2 separate regions of the Homo sapiens genome follow, and region 2 is linked to region 1. Evidence: chromatin loops called from intact Hi-C (ENCODE). Cell type or tissue: thyroid gland. All regions are shown on one strand. Links, peaks and the distances in the headings refer to the core of each region. The heading gives the core; the rest is flanking DNA. Region 1 overlaps SYN3 (synapsin III). Region 2 overlaps SYN3 (synapsin III).

Evidence for each region. Hi-C counts contacts between places; a loop is a spot of excess contacts. Peaks named below come from ENCODE experiments on the same cell type or tissue, not always from the same donor. Only the 100,000 strongest peaks of a DNase experiment are listed, where the experiment ranks them.
Region 2: a loop joins it to region 1, with 3 times the contacts of the local background. A loop is called at or near these places in 65 of 110 quality-filtered maps.

What each region holds. Positions count from the first base shown.
Region 1 is chr22:32,794,461-32,799,834 of GRCh38, forward strand. The region is part of intron 6 of SYN3 (synapsin III); the gene reads right to left. Among named protein-coding and RNA genes, the nearest start is that of TIMP3, 4.6 kb to the right of the region's middle. In thyroid gland, for the core only: CTCF peaks have their summits at 2,700 and 2,905; a DNase peak (open chromatin) is centred at 2,681.
Region 2 is chr22:32,983,859-32,989,232 of GRCh38, forward strand. All of the region lies in intron 2 of SYN3 (synapsin III), which reads right to left. Among named protein-coding and RNA genes, the nearest start is that of SYN3, 72 kb to the right of the region's middle. RefSeq lists a silencer at 2,226-2,520 and an enhancer at 3,096-3,997. In thyroid gland, for the core only: a CTCF peak has its summit at 2,357 (motif pointing left); a DNase peak (open chromatin) is centred at 2,363.

The DNA.
Region 1 (5,374 bases), core at 300-5,299:
GAGCTGGATTCCAGAACCTCTGTTGGGGTGAATGTGTGACGGTGATACTCTGACTCCTCCTTTTCTCCACTCCATTCATTGGTTAGTTTATTCCTTTAATATTTGTTCAATGTCTACTATGTGCATATGATGTGTTAGGCAGTCACAGAAGCACCTGGATTTGCTCGATATCTAGAAGAGAACCAGGGATATCAACCACTAGGGGCAACAGAGTGTGCGAGGTGCCAAGCTGGAAGCCCGGAGGACCCAGTGTGGGTGGGAGGTGAGTGAGAGAAGAGGAGAGGCCTGAGAGGGGGTGGTCCATTCTGCTGGGGCAGAGAGAGGACCGGAAAATATTCACTAAGTGGTGACTCTAGCTGAATCCTGAAAGATGAATACGTGATTCCTGGCAGATGAGGTGGAGGAGGGTGGGGGAATATATTGGTGGCGGCTAGATTCCAGGCCAAGAGTGCATTGTGAACAAGGCTCAGAGAAACCGATAGCTGGAATATAAAGGGTTGGAAGAGGGCAGCATGGGTTTAGAGAGATAAGCAAGAACAGAGCCTGCTGTTGTATAACTGCAGGGGCAGCCATCTCATTGTATTCTATGTGAAGAGGGCCTCCTCCAGCTGTGGACCGTGGGGCCCTGGGGATGAGCCAGATCACAGAGGGCCTTGTTTGTCTTTGGAGCTTAAGACTTTGTTCAGAAAGCCACGGAGCACAAGTGAATCATTTCAAGCAAAGAATAGCATGTTTTCAGATTTATATTTTAAAAAATGTACAGAAGCAGCAATGCAAAGTTGAAGTTGATAGAGAAAGACTCTGGGGAGTGTAACCAATTATGTCACTATTGAAATTGTCAGGAAAGAATCCACAGGGGCCTGATCCAAGGTAGAAATGGTAAGAATGAGAGGAAGGGATGGTTAGAAGAGATGTGGATCATGAGACTCTATAGGACCTGGTGAGTGATGATGTCATCCTTCGGAATGGGTAACCCCGGAGGGGACTGAGGGGAAAAGACAATGAGTTTTGGACACCTGGAGTCCGAGGAGGCCATAGGATCTCTAGGTGAAATTGGGCAGGAGGAAGTTGGAGATAGAAGACAGGCAATCAGAGGGACACTGTTGCTTGCAGTGTGCACTCCGGTGCACATAGCATGGTAGCGACCATGGGGGTGCGTGGGGTAGGCCTGGGAGAGTGTGGAGGCTAAAAGGGAAGGGGAGAGAGCCAAGGACAGAAAATTGGGAAACAGCTACATTTTAATTTCAGGAAGAACCTGAGGAGTCTGCCAAGAAGACTGAGAAGGTATAGATGGAGAGGTAGAAAGCAGAATCCCAGAGAGAGTAGGGTCTCAGCAGCCAAGTTTAAAGAAGGATGCGATCAATGGTGTTAACTGCTCTTTGGACTGTCCCCACAGCACAGGACAAGACCATATCAGTTCCAGCAGGTTCCACTGAAGAAAGCTCATGTGCCTTGCAGAAACAAGACCTCCAGCCCAGTCTAACAGGAGACCAACCACATGTCCATCCCATTCCCTCCCAAGGCATGACAGCACCTGGCTGAGATGCTTGTGTGTATTCTCTGTGTGAAGCTGAGCATGCAACCTTCAAAGAAACCACAAAGGAGCTACTCGTTTTTAAAGGAAAAACACATGAACTCCACGGGCATAAGGAAGACATTAAAACAGGGTTGGGGAGAAGTTCTTCTCCTTCCATTTCATAGTACCCTTCACAGAAATAATTGACTGCTTGAATATATGGTCATTGAAACATACATACACACACATACATGCACATGAAAACAAGAGCTGGAATATTTGACTCTGCTTTCCATTTCCCACCACCCTAGATAACACAGGATACAACATGGCTTTACTGCACACATGTGTTTTCTGGCTTAAAAACACTGAGAGTAGATCCCTGTGGAAAGAAATATGAAAACCTGAGGATTCATGCGAATGTAGCCAGAGGCGAATGTAGCCAGAGGGGTCTTCAATTTGCTGGCAGAGCTGGGGGAGAGCTGGGGCAATTTTACTGCCATGAAATTGGCTCCAGATGGAGGCAAGGAAAGGTGTTTACCCCCTGCTGGTGCCAGACACAGAGAGATCCTGCAGTACCTCGCATCTTAGGCTCAGAATTGCCCAGTGCTGGGCAGCAGCCCCACTGAGGGTCTGGCCAGAGCTCATGGGGATGGGTGGACCAGGCTGTCTGTTGCTTGGAAAAGGCCATTTTGAATATAATGACTTTCACATGGACGGTGGGGCTTGGGGGAAGGCATCGTGGCTAGGGTCTGGAGGGGAAGAGGGAGGAAAGCAAAGAGGAGCTTCCCTATGAGGCAACAGAAATGACAGTACCTTCTCCAGGTTGAATTTCCAAAACCCAGCTCTGCCCTGGAAGACTGGGACTGTGGCATCCTCTGCAGTGTTCCCAGACCGCCCTAAGGCCCCCAAACCAATGATTCACAACTATGTTGCTTCCCCAGAGAGCATCTCCCCCTTTGGTTGACATGTGGCCAGCTCAGGGGTGGAGGAGCTCCGGCAGCCACGAACCCAGACGGGATGTTGACTGAGAGCTTTGTGGCCATGGCAGATGGGAGGGGTGAGCTTCACCCACTCAAAGGCACCCGCACCCCACCGATGAGTGTGGAATTGTGCTCTCCCGCCCTCGCAGTGAGACGACCGACCAGGACTGCAGGCTGAGCAAATGGGTGTTCTCTGGCTTATAGCGCCCCCTAGCACCAGCCAGCGGGATAGAGCTCCGTGAACTCTCCAAGGAGCCACCACCTGCCTGTCTGAATGCTGGAAAGGGGTCGGTGGTGCTGATCATTGGACCCATTCAACCAATACTTATTAAACTCGTTGTTACCAACACTTAATCCCTGTGTTCTAGGGGCTTAGACTCCAGCAAGGGAAACAGATGGGTAAATAATCACATTAGAGTCAGCTAAGTATTGTCAAAGAAGTTGATACAGGGTGTTGTGGGGATACATGGGAGGGGAATCAGAGGAGGTTTCCCGGAGGAGGTGACATCTAAGCTGAGGTCTGAAGGATGTGGAAGAGTTCAGTAACTCCTGAAGACCAAAAAAATGGTGATAAAAAAGACACCTTCCTAACTTTTTAGTGCTACGATCCAAGAGACAAACAAGCAGGTGAACGCATAACTACACTGGGCTCCACCATAAGCCAGAGCCTGTCTCTCCTAGGACTTTGGCATCACAATCTTCTCTGAAATTCTGTTTTCGGCATTGATTCTTGGGGGAGGTAGCAATATAGGAACTCAGTGTTCGTTGCGAAACTGATGGATGGTCTTCAGTCTTGGGTACGTTCCCATGTGTCAAACCTGTTTAAATGGCAGGACCCATCTCCCCTTCAGAAGCATTCACTTGTCCTACAGGATTCCCCATGGAATCTTGGAGTTTTTGAGGCGAGAGGGATCCTGGATACCACTGAGTTCTATCTTTCATCCAATAAACACAGAAGTGGACGCCTGGACAGGCAAAGTGACTTGACCAAGGCAGGTGCACAGCTATTCTGCAACATTGGGAACAAATCTCAGGTCTTTTGATTTTTTGTTTCCACTTTACTCTCTTTTCATTTCCCAGAAACAAAGTTTTCATGTGCTTTTTTTTATAGTGATATGTTTGGAATGCATTAGCTAGTAATTTAGGAAGGGAAAAAAATAAACACACAAGAGATAAACCTGTCAGGAGGACAAACCTGTATTGCTTCTGATTGGCTCAGAGGGTGATTATTATCATGGTAGAGAATTATTTAATCAGTGTAAGTAAAATTTCTCTGTGGGCTGGGCACTGTACAAAGACTCAAACGAATCTGTCTACAGATCTGAAAAGCAGATACGAGATCTGTGAATGGCTGGGGTTTCCAAGCCCACAGTACAAGCATGGGCCACACCTTACAGCTTGGAGGACTGAGCCCTGAAAATGGGCAAGTTCCTTCACTTCTCTGAACCTTATTTTTCCCACATTTAAAACAAGGATGAGTAGTTTCTGAGGTCCTTTTTACGACTTCTCTTCCTACAGACTCTAGCATCCTATAACTTGATACAAAGAGGGTGGATATGAACTCACCTTTCCTAGAAAAGTTCCAGGAAAGAGAATACCAGGTCATCCTAGTAGGTGTGTAGACAGGCCAGATAGATCTTGAAACTTACTCAGTTCTTCCCAGATGTATAACTCTATCATTGTTCTTAGCTGTCAAGAGAAAGCAGGAGAGCCTGCATCTTCATTCTTTTTTTTTTTTTTTTTTTTTTTGGAGACGGAGTCTCACTCCATCACCTAGGCTAGAGTGCAGTGGCATGATCTCAGCTCACTGCAAGCTCCGCCTCCCAGGTTCACGCCATTCTCCTGCCTCAGCCTCCCAAGTAACTGGGACTACAGGCGCCCACCACCACACCTGGCTAATTTTTTGTGTTGTTAGTACAGACGGGGTTTCACCATGTTAGCCAGGATGGTCTCGATCTCCTGACCTCGTGATCCGCCCACCTTGGCCTCTCAAAGTGCTGGGATTACAGGCGTGAGCCACCGCACCCAGCCTGCATCTTCATTCTTACTGTTAGCCTCAGGTTCACCCCACCTAGCTTATTAAGTGATGTTGAATAACCAATTCTTACATATTATTAGGCTCATGGACACCATGACATCCAGACTGATGGGTGCCTGCTGAAGGGGGTGACCCTAGCAGGAGGACTCCCCTACGCAAGGATTCATGGAGTTTGCTGTTTCTTTTCCTTAGGGTGAGAACCAAACTGCCTTCACACGGTGGGCAGAGGGGAACTGACTCAGGTTTGGAATAAGAGAGAACATCCCAACTGAAAAGCTCTTGGAATTCGCTGAACTTCAAGACACTGTGTGGACCAGCTTAGGATAGGGAGTGAGAAGAAATTAACCAAAAGGTAATTTCGTTACTTTTCAGCTGGAAAAAAGATCAGATTATACTTGTGCTTTCATAATTAAGTAGCTGCTGGAAAAAAACGCTTCAGATGCTTTCTATGAGAAAACTGCTGCTTGAAGTTCAGCAGAAGTTATCTACTTGATACTTATATTCCAGGCAAGGCCTTCCGTTGGAGAAAATATCGGCACTTTGGACAAAACTGAAATGTGAAAAGAAAGGGAAGAGAGGGCCTCTATCATGTAAGATGCTTATCCAAAGTGGATTTGGTCTGGAAAGTCTTCTAAAACCTTCCACATGACTGTGGAATAAGTCATGTGGGGCGCGGGGATAAGCGAATCTCTCAAATTCCACCACGTATGCCCTCATTCAACCTGGATCCTTAGAGTGGCCTCCAGGGCACTCTGCTCAGGACTCAGTCAGCTGTTGGCCACACCCATGCTCTCCAGTCTCCTGAGACCCTATTTGGTTCTGAGAGGGCTAAAAAGC
Region 2 (5,374 bases), core at 129-5,128, 190 kb after region 1:
TAAATAAAAGACATCTGTCCACTGGGCATGGTGGCTCATGCCTGTAATCCCAGCACTTTGGGAGGCTGAGGCAGGCGGATCACGAGGTCAGGAGTTGGAGTCCAGACTGGCCAACATAGTGAAACCCCATCTCTACTAAAAATACAAACAATTAGCCAGGAGTGGTGGTGGGCGCCTGTAATTCCAGCTGAGGCAGGAGAGGCTGAGGCAGGAGAATCGCTTGAACCTGGGAGGCAGAAGTTGCAGTGAGCCAAGATTGCGCCATTGTACTCCAACCTGGGCGACAAGAATGAAACTCCATCCAAAAAAAAAAAAAAAAAAGAAAAAGAAAAAGAAAAGAAAAAAGAAAAAAAGAGTCCCAAAGAGTCTGTCTTCCTTCCTTGGCAGATACAATTTCATAATGACCTTAAAGACTCAGAATGTAAACTTCTCAGAATTCTTTGCACTCTACCCAGCACGTGGCAGCACAAGGATTGCCAGCTCTTGGTTCTCAGACCTCACCCAAGATCTTCCTTAATTCCCCACCCACTCTCCTCTGCACCACTGAGGCTCCTGGTGCGGGTATGTGGATTGCCCAGACCACGTGGCCAAGCTTCATCTACTCCCTTCCCCTCCCCAAATGGTTGTCCTTTGGCCACCCCTTGGAAAATGGACCAAGGAATTGGCCTATATAGGCTCTGAAGTTGGGTTAAGGTCCCTTTGAGGAGGGAATTCTAGAGTTTGGGTACCCAGGGCATGGCCTAAGAGTGCAATTTGTAGGGTCTTGGTGGGAATATCCCCTCACTCCTAACTCCTCTGCCTGTCAAGAGAGGTGTGGCTAATAAGGACCAGAGCAGGATCCAAGGTAGGCATCTTTCGTGGATTTAAAAATCACTTGCTTTTAAATCCAAGCTCCAAATTTAAAAGAAGTACTGGGTGGGCCTGGGACCGGGAATGGTAACCTATCATTACAATCACCAGCATACTGGGAAAAAAAACATGGATTTGCAATCACACAGGCTTGGGCAAAATCTTAGCTCTACTACTCACTGACCATGTGTTCTAAGACAAGACACTTAGCCCTCTGGGTCTCAGTTTCCTCATTTGTCAAGTGGTGACAGTAACTACCAGGGAAGGGTGTGGTGAGAAAGTCACATAATCCTCTATGCAACAAGGCAGTAAAGTGCAATGGCTTCAGGGCATACAGCCTGGATAGGACCCCAACTCCTCCACTCACTTGTGCAAGCTTGGGTAAGCCAACCTCTGAATGCCTTAGTTTCCACACCTAGGAAATGAGGCTCATAGTAGTAGCCACCTCACAGGGTTGTTATGAGGATTAAATGAAACAAGGCATACAAAGCACTGAGAATAGTTCCTGGCACACAGTAAGCTGCAAAGTATGTAGTCCATGGCCTGAAACAGAATCCACAAGAGCAAAGAGCTATCGAGTGCTTACCCTGTGCCTAGTGGGTGCTGTGTGCTGGGGACCCACAAATAAACAAAACAATCTTACCCTCTTGGGGGTTCCAAAGCAGAATTATGACTCACCTTGCTTTGATCTGTCTCACAGGTGCAAGGAGTGATGGCTGGTGATGGGGAAAAGAGGTGGCCTTGGCCTATAAGGACAGCCAGACCCTTCACATCCTTCCTCCTATTTGACCCTCATGCCAACCCTGAGGGGTGGTAGGGCAGGGATTGCTCCCAACGTGTTCCAGATGGAGAAGTCTCTGCTCAAAGTCACACGAGTGATCTGGGTACCCAAACTCTAGAGGGAAGAATTTGGGTACCTTTCCTGGAGACCCTAAGTGGTCTTTCAGACTTTTTGGATCCAGTCCAGAGCCCTGGCGTCCTTCATGATCTGGACCCTGCTGACTGGGGGTCTGCTTCCCCTCCAGTTTGCTGTCTATTTCATGGTTGCATCCAAATTCCTGTGCTTCTCTAAATACTCCTGTGCTGTCCTGCCTCTGAACCTCTGCACAGGCCTTCACCTCTGCTTGGCACTTCCTTGATTGTCTCTTTCTCATGTTTCAAGATCCTATGAGTGATATCTACTCTGCTGAGTTTTCCTTGACAGCACCCCCTTCCCTAGCTGGGCTGAGCGTCCTCCCTTGGTTCCTACAGCACGCTGCACTTACAACCATTCCAGCCCTTACCACTTCACGTTGTCATTACACATCACTTAGCTGCCCTCTGCCCCCAAACATATAGTCTGTGAGCTCCTGGAAACCAGAAACTGAGTCTCCATGCTCACTGTGTCTCCAGTATCCAGCACAATGAGCTAGGGCACAGGACAACAGGCTTAACAAATGTTCGCTGACCGGGTAAGGAAATACTGTCTGTAGGCCGGCCTTTCCTGGAGACACTTGACTGCCATCTACTGGCACACCATTGTAATACAGTCACAGGTCTACAGCCACTGCGATGTGGGGGTGTGTACGAGGCCAACCTTCGCAACTGGCATTCCTCGACTTGATTCTAACCTGGAACCTGAAGCACTTTGCACTACACCAATACCACCCAAGCAGCTGTGGTCTTGATGAGACCTCACCTTCCCAGGAGAAACATTTGTTTTGCCCATCTCTGGAATGTTTACTGCAGGGCCTGGCAGACGGACTGGGGCTGAAGCTGAGGGTCAGGGAGTCCATCCCCCCGCCTGGCTGCAAGTCAGAAGTCTGTCTCCTGATGGGCCACACAGACTGCTGCCTCCTTGCCGGGGGCTCATTCAGGCTTCAGCCGCCTCTGAACGGTTCTGTCTGGCAGAGGGAAGGGTAGGGATGGTCTGGAATTCTAGATGCCTTTGGGGGCTGGGGTTGCTGCCTCTGTAATTGACTGGCTGTTTGACCTCAGGCAAAATGGATGGACCCGCTGTGCCTAAGGGCTCTGTCTCTCATGGCTGCCTCCTCTTCCCACCCTAATATGTTCAATCTCATAATAAGCTCCCTGAATACCTCAGCCAATCAATCAAGTCCTTGGCCTGGGGGAGCTCTGGATTCCACGAAGATTCTCTCTCCGTGGGTGGTCTCATATTTTACTGCCACATCTGAGGCCCCAGGAAGAAGAATATTATAAAACTGGTGCTGCCTGGGGTGGGAAATCCCTAGTTGAGGGAGGTGGGAAGTGTGTATGAGAGAGACTGATGAGGAATGGGTATGGGGCTCTTTTGTGGCTGCAGCAGGGGCAGAAGAAGGGGAATTCATACAAACAGGATCTGTGTTCAAACAGGACTGTTTTCCAATAAATCGATCCTGTATGTAGAGTTAACGCAGCCAGGGCTTGGTGATGTCCTTCCAAGGAAGGAGAGGTCAGGAATGTCCTGTCCCAGGGACAGCTGTCTCTCCGCAGGCCACCCCCACTGGGGGTGGAGTGGAAATAGAGAAAGAGATTTTCATGTTTCTGATGCAACATGTCAGTTGCTGATTTGTGGCCCAGGCAGAAGCAGGGAAGACAACCAATGGGCTGTGCAGAAAATGAAGGCAAAACACTCAGAGACTTTGCCAGTTAGCAAGAGAGTCACGTGGCAGGCTGGATGGGCAGAGATGTGGCAGAAGAAAGACCTTGGAACGCAAAGGGACCCAAGATCTGATTCTAGCTCCATTGTTTTCTCCTGAGAACAGCTCACCCTCCTGGCACCTTCCCATTGCCAGAGGGAGGAACCGCCCCCTCAACCGCAAACAATGGTGCAGCCTCTCAGTCCTCCATGCAATTAGCAAGGTCCAATGAACTAGGAAGGGAAGGAATGCACTAAGAGTGATGAGACTCCCTATGCCTGTATGGGGATCTGCGGAGGCAAAAAACTGAGACATAACAGGGCCCCGAGCCACAGGATGTGACAAATGATCCCCACCTTTTGCCTCTGAGAACAATAGAGAAGGAGATTTTTGTGGGCAGGATCTGATCACAATTCACATCACTTATTCACTCCCTCATTCAATCACTATTTATTGAGCCTTATGTGGACTAGGCACCACACCAGGCATAGGAGTAGATACAGCAGATACAGTGGCAGATGTAGTCCTTGTTCTTGGAGAGCTTACATGCTTATTGAAAAGACAAAAAATAAATAAATAAACAGATAAAAAGAATGAGTACTACGAATAAAATGCACGACCAATGGAATTGAGGATAAGATGTGGGGTGCAGGGGAGATTGGACTTCAGTTGGTAGAAAAGGCTTCTTTGAAAGACACTGAGGCCGGGAACAGTGGCTCATGCCTGTAATCCCAACACTTTGGGAGGCCGAGGTGGGCGGTTCACGAGGTCAAGAGATCAAGACCATCCTGGCCAACATGGTGAAACGCCATCTCTACTAAAAATACAAAAATTAGCCAGGCATGGTGGTGCATGCCTGTAATCCCAGCTACTTGGGAGGCTGAGGCAGGAGAATTGCTTGAAACCGGGTGGTGGAGGTTGCAGTGAGCCAAGATCTCGCCACTGCACTCCAGTCTGGCAACAGAGCAAGACTCTGTCTCAAAATAATAATAATAATAATAATAATAATAATAATAATAATAAAATAAATAGATAAAAAGAAAAGTACTATGAATAAAATGCACAACCAATGTGATTGAGGATAAGATGTGGGGTGCAGGGGAAATTGGACTTCAGTTGGTAGAAAAGGCTTCTTTCAAAGACGCTGAACATACACAGATAGACCACCTACTATGTGCCAGAGTCTGCAGGCTTTAAGGAAACAAGCGCAAAGACAACATAGCTAGCTCTTGGTCTCAGGGGGCTTACTACCTAATGGGAGGGACAGACACAAAAATAGAAAATGACCACACAGAGCATTCACACAAATATCCCCCTCAGCCCACAGAAAAAGCAGCCAACTCAGTCTGAAGGTCAGGGGTCACCTTCCTGAGGTCACCGTCCACCCATCCATCCAATGTTTGGTACCTAGTCTTTGCCAGGGCTGCAAAGATGAGTGCAGCAGGATCTGGATGTGTGTGTCTGCCAAAAGGACACGGGCAAGGGCAAAGGAAGTAGGTACGTCCTGGGGGCACCCAGGAGAGAAATGAATGTTCCTGGGTGTGTCCTTTAATGTACAACAGGCACAGAGCAGAAGACCTGGGTTTGAGTTGGCAGCTCTGGCACCTGCTGCCTGATTTTGGACCAGCCTCTGCTTCCTCTTCCGTAGATGGGGATAAGAAGATCTACTCACATGTTGTCAACAGGATTATATGAAGACACAGATTTAAGGGCCTCTGTAACCTGCCAAGAATGTGCTAGCAAATGAGCTGCTCCCCGATGGGCTGCAAGGGTAGAATTTGATCTCCCCAGGTAAGGAAGTGCGTGAGCACCACTAGCCTTGGAGACAAGCCCAGGTCCCTTTCAGCTATTTATTTCCAGTGCTGCCTCAGGCCAGTGTCAACCTTCCTGAACCTTGGTTTCCTTAA